Regions from separate parts of the Homo sapiens genome. Here region 1 is linked to region 2. The links are chromatin contacts, found by Hi-C in ENCODE. All regions are on one chromosome and are shown on one strand. The core of a region is the stretch at or near the end of the contact, and the rest is flanking DNA. Distances in the headings are between cores, read along the strand shown. Region 1 holds the start of SMG7 (SMG7 nonsense mediated mRNA decay factor). Region 2 has its middle 39 kb from the start of LINC01732.

The links. Hi-C counts contacts between places; a loop is a spot of excess contacts on that map. Pooled maps may share reads with other maps.
Region 1: a pooled map shows a loop between it and region 2 (5-fold over the local background). The contact joins the promoter of SMG7 here to the enhancer-like site in region 2. A Hi-C loop is called at or near these places in 2 of 37 single-sample maps with no recorded cell type and 3 of 50 pooled maps.

What each region holds. Positions count from the first base shown.
Region 1 is chr1:183,471,152-183,473,851 of GRCh38, reverse strand. It overlaps SMG7 (SMG7 nonsense mediated mRNA decay factor), which reads right to left and starts at 1,353. Exons shown (of 23, transcript NM_001375584.1): 1 at 1,203-1,353. The coding sequence starts at 1,231. SMG7-AS1 (SMG7 antisense RNA 1) reads left to right here and starts at 1,870. Exons shown (of 5, transcript NR_040063.1): 1 at 1,870-2,700. RefSeq lists a silencer at 1,366-1,515 and an enhancer at 1,671-2,302.
Region 2 is chr1:181,134,121-181,136,820 of GRCh38, reverse strand. No RefSeq gene overlaps it. Among named protein-coding and RNA genes, the nearest start is that of LINC01732, 39 kb to the left of the region's middle. RefSeq lists enhancers at 808-857, 1,177-1,760, 1,468-1,887, 1,055-2,254. Within about 2 kb of position 1,305, at least 28 of the 41 ENCODE cell types and tissues checked have a DNase peak (open chromatin) inside an H3K27ac peak, as active enhancers do.

The sequences.
Region 1 (2,700 bases), core at 104-2,603, 2.3 Mb before region 2:
TCACTAAACAGCTAAAGTGACTTTTCCACTCATTTCAGACTTCCACCTCATCCAACTCCCTCCTCCGCAAGGTATGAAACAATTTTTTAAAAAACATCTTTCCATAAGGCCTCCCTTTCTTAGTTCTGCTCCTGAAAGACAAAAAGGACCAATTTTAAAGTCTTCCCCTTTTCTAAGCAGTAGTCACTCCCCAGTTAATTTCAGGATCTAACAACCTTACTTTTCTCTATCAAGATTTTTGACCCACTTTACCTCTGCCTCCAAGCTCTTACTCAGCTTCCATGGAACCTTTCAGCTGACACAAAAGCTGGTGTCCTTCCATTCAATATGTTCTCGCCATCAGGTACTAAGTTCAACCTATCTACATCTTCATCCTGAAATGTGCATCAATCGCCGCGCCCCCCACCCCAGACACACATCTCGCACACACACACACTATTCCCATGTGTCACTCTACCTCTGACATACAAGTTCCTTACACCACTCTTAATGAATACACACGACTCTCAGAATGGTATCTTCCGACTACACTGATTCTAACCCAGTTTCTTCTGAAAAACCCAACCTTGTCCACAGTGCCTCCCTCTTTCCTCACTTCCCCATCTATTCCCCTTCACGCCTCCCCACACCGCCAACTAACTACAGATGACATTATTCCTCAATACTCCCAACCCGAGAATGAAGAACAAGCTCCAGTTTCCTGCGGTCTCCCTCTCCCCCTGTCTGCCCTCCGCGGTTCCCCCGCCCCAACACCCCAGGTGTGCAGACTTCCTCCCCGTCCTCTACTCATGCATCGCTCCAACCAATCCCACGCCACACCACGAGTCCCCTGCCACGGGGATCAGACTCCTCCACACCCACCTCCACTCGGGGTCGCCGCCGCCTCCCCGGACGTTTCTCTCCACCCCTCGCTAGCAAACCCGAGACCAAGGGCGCGCGCGCACATTCTCACGCTTCCCCAACCTCCCTCCTCGCACCGGGACGAGCCGGCTTCGCCAGAGCTCAGCCCGGGCGGTAGGGGCTAGGCACCCATACCCGTTCCGCCCCCTCCCGCAGATCCCCTTGCAGTCTCCGCCGACCTGCCCGGCGAGGAGAGGACGCAGCAACTCCCCCGCCACCCCGGACTTACCTCGGTGTCTGTTGCTCCATGCCCCAACCTGCGGCCCGCTCCCCCTACGTACCAGCCCGGCCTCGGCACTCACCGGAGGTACTGCGCGCTCTGCAGGCTCATCCTCCGCCGCCGCCGCCGCGTCTTCCCGCGAAGCCTCCGTGGGTCTCTCAGGCTCCTCGGAGCGGCCCCGCGGCACCGCGGGTGCTGGCGGCCGCCGCCATCTTCCTCTCCTCCGGCTCCTCCTCGCTCGGCAGGGGGGTGGGGGTGAATGAGGCGAGGGGGAGGGAGTGGGGAAAGCTGCTCTCGCTGCTGCTCTGGCCCGTGGGGCGCAGGGACACTCCGACCCGGGGGGGAGGGGGAGGGAGGAGGGGCGGGGGAAAGAGGAGAAGCAGAGGAAGTCGGCGACCGGGCGAGGGAGGGGGTCCCTCTCGCGAGATTTCAGCAGCGCCTGTCCCTCAGTGATTTCCGCCTCTCTGTAGCGCTCCCTTTTGGGATCAACGAGCTGTGTGGCGCCTGTGCGGCTTCTGAGAGACCGGCTGGTGGCGCTTGGCGGCTTCCTGCCAATCCACCCTTCTCCTCCCGCGCAAGGGGGCAATCCCAATCCCACCACCGGGAACACCCAGGCCAAAAGAACGGGAGTTACACTCAAAGTCTTCCCCCTTCTTATCACTCCTGCCGATTTCCCTCTTCCTTTTTGCACGCCTCCACTCTTCCCCACCGGAAACGCCGCCCCTTCCTCCTACAGTTCCTCCCAGCAGTCCCTCAACGCCTGTCTTCCCTCGCGCGTAGAGAGTGACTCGAAGGACCCCCTCTCCTCTTCGCTGCAGCCCCTCCCCATGCACGCTGGGAGACTCTTGGAGGGGATAAGGTGGGGCCCGGAGAGGAAGAGAAGACAATCGGATTGGATAGGCAGCTGCCATGGCAACTGGAGGCTGTGGTTATATTGTCATAGTAACCGATGTGTGCGGACAGGGTCACCCTCCCCTTGGCCAATGGATTCCCAGGAAACCACCCAGGGTTCCCCGTTGGCTTCCCTTCCATCTAAAGGCCTCCCCCAAGTTAGGAATCGATATAGTTCTCCCCGGTGGTGAAGTCCACTTCCTCCTCCCTTCCCACTTCCCACAGCAACTGGGGGGACACCCCGAGGCATTCACCATGGGCTTTTCCACCCGCCTGCGAGCGGGAACCACCTCCGTAGTTTCCTCTCAGAGCCGGGCGTGGAGAGGGCTGGGCCTGCGAAGAGGATGCATGGCCTGGAGGCTGGCGGGCGGCGGGCTGGAGTCGGGAGGGCGAGGCGACAGCGCCAAGCGGCGAGGAAGGGCAAGGGGTTTCCCCACAACTGCCTTGGGCTCTGGGAGGCGGGATCCCGCCTGGACGGGGTCCCTGAGGGAGGAGAGCGGCACACGACAGCCGCGATGCCTTCCCTGCCGACGGGGATAGCCGACTTCTGGCGAGTCGACCCCTCCCCCAAATCCACCCCACCCGCGTACTCCCTCCTGACCTAGCTGTCGCGAGCCTGCCGCGAGGAGGCCAGGGTGAGGGTGGGAACACATCCTAGAAGGCTAACACGTGGTTTTCTATCATTTAAG
Region 2 (2,700 bases), core at 56-2,555:
CTGTGTGTGTGGCGTATGTCTCTGTGTGTGGTGTGTCTATGTGTCTGTGGTGTGTCTGTGTGTGATGTGTGTCTGTGTGTGTGGCGTATGTCTGTGTGTGTGGTGTGTCTGTGTGTCTGTGGTGTGTCTGTGTGTGTGGTGTGTCTGTGTGTCTGTGGTGTGTCTGTGTGGTGTGTCTATCTGTGTGGTATGTGTGTGGTGTGTCTGTGTGTCTGTGGTGTGTCTGTGTGTGGAGTGTCTGTGTGTCTGTGGTGTGTCTTTGTGTGTGTGGTGTGTCTATGTGTGTAGTGTGTCTGTGTGTGTGTCTCTATGTATATGATATGTTTGTGTCTGTCTGTGGGGGGTATGTCCGTGTGTGTGTCTCTGTGTGTGTGTGCACACGTGCGCACAATTGAGGGAAGAGCTAAAAGCCTTCCAGAAAAATCCAGTAGGGGTTGGGGGTGGAAAGAGGCAGGCTTCGCCAAATACTAACAACCTGAATATTAAAAGAAGCTGTGCCTCTGGCCATGACATCATCGCTCCCTTCACAAAGTGTCCAATGGGGCATTTCCTGGTCATAGCAAAGGAATGGTGAAAATCAGCTGCACATCACAGCTGAATTGCTTTCTCCTATTGTTTTCTCATAAATATGAGGTTCTGAGCTATAGGTGGGCATTTCCAAGCTAGCTTCAGAACTGTGCCTCCATTCCCACAGTAATTCTGCAAGGCAAGGGGTTCTGCGTTCCTAACAAGCGGTCTAGAAATAAAGCCTTGGGAACAACTCAGAGGAAGTCACTCGGCCTTACACAAATTGCAGGCGGAGGACAGTTCCCTCTTTTGCAGATCACACTGTCACAAATCAGCTTTTTCTTATAAATCAGCATCTCTGCTGCTTACTCATGTTCAGCTTGTGGCCAACTATGACACTCCAGGAATTGTTTTCTTCTGTAATTTGACCCAGGAGGGTTTGAGCTGTAGTTTTTATGCCGGTTCGTAGTAGTATGGCCCAGAGGAGCCATCACAGGCAGCATTCTGAAGGAGTCTTTTAGAGAAAGCTGCACCTCCTTATGAACAAAGGCTAAAGAAAGTTTATTATCTTGGAATCCAGGGTGAAAACAATTCAGTTTTTTAAAGATCTATAAAAGTTACCCAAGGCTTCTTAGACCCTGCCAGTCTGAGACACAAAAACAATAGAAATCCATATTTGCCTGGCTCTGAACCACACCGCTGCAGCTCCCCCACCCCTAGAACCCCACCCAGCAGTTCCAGATGTCCCCACAAGGGCTCTCAAGTTCTCCAGAGAGGACAGTAGTCAGAGGCTCAGACAGGCAGGGACTCCAATGATGACTGGTGACGTGAGCCTCAGTTTCCTTATCTGTAAACTGCAAAATGTAAAATCTGAAAAGCGGAGATAAATCTCACTTCATGGTGTTGTTCTAAGGACTAAACGATCCAATATATGTAAAAGACCTAAGCCCAGTGCCAGGCATCTGGTAAGTAGTCAATAAATGCTACCCACCACTACTACCAGCCACCCCCATTACAGCCTCCTCATCAATACCCATCCCTGCTCCGGCTCGCCTCCCTCCCGACTCGGGCGTTCTCTCCATGCCTCAGATCCAGTCACCTCTCCCAAGGATCTCCTTGGTCTTCTCAGGAACCTGGCCAGCCTGCCCCAGCAGACATGCCCGGGCATGCCTCCCTCACCCTCAGCCTCATGCTGGGCTGCTGCCACGCAGATGCAGACACCCAGGGACACACAGGCAGAAACACCCCACTACAGTCTCGCTGCTCTCTGTCCTTGCCTGCCCCTCCCATGGGGCACACCCATCCCCAGGCTCCCAAGCTGGGGGACCAAGGCTCTGAAGAAACTAGCGCCTGGCAGGGATGGCACTGTGAAACCACAAGGCTGTTTAAGAGTCACGGTCACTGTCAGGGGGCCCACAGGAGAAGTCAGTAGTGAAAGCCAAACACAAAACACCCAGGATGAAATCAGGCAAATTGGAGAAAGTAGCTGGGGGCACAAGGACACTTGGGTGGAAGACAGAGGAAAGATGCGGGTCACATAGCAGCTTCCCCTAATTCCCACGCTCCTCCACCCCGCCTTGAAAATCTGGCATTGTCAACACAAAGCCGGAAAAACCCTGGAGGCAACAATCTCAAACCTGAGACTTAATAAATGCCAACTCTGTCATTTACAGAATGACCTTTGACAAGTCTCTCTTCTTCTGGGGGAACCACAATTTCCTCTTTTTTTTTTTTTTTTTTTTGAGACGGAGTTTCACTCTTGTCACCCAGGCTGGAGTGCAATGGCACGATCTCGGCTCACTGCAACCTCTGCCTCCTGGGTTCAAGCAATTCTCCTGCCTCAGCCTCCCAAGTAGCTGGGATTACAGGCATGCGCCACCACGCCAGCTAATTTTGTATTTTTAGTGGAGACGGGGTTTCTCCATGTTGGTCAGGCTGTTCTCGAACTCCCGACCTCAGGTGATCTGCCCGCCTTGGCCTCCCAAAGTGCTGAGATTACAGGCGTGAGCCACCACGCCCGGCCCACAATTTCCTCATTTCAAAACAGGAGAGCAGCCCAAATGGCATGAATATCTGCAGGCAGGCCCTGGCCGCTGCCCTTACCTCAGCTGCACTCATTAATTCACCTTCCCTGAGCGCCTGCTCTGTGCTGGGGGCCACTAGGCCTGGGAAGCAAAGGCTGAAGGCTGCTGG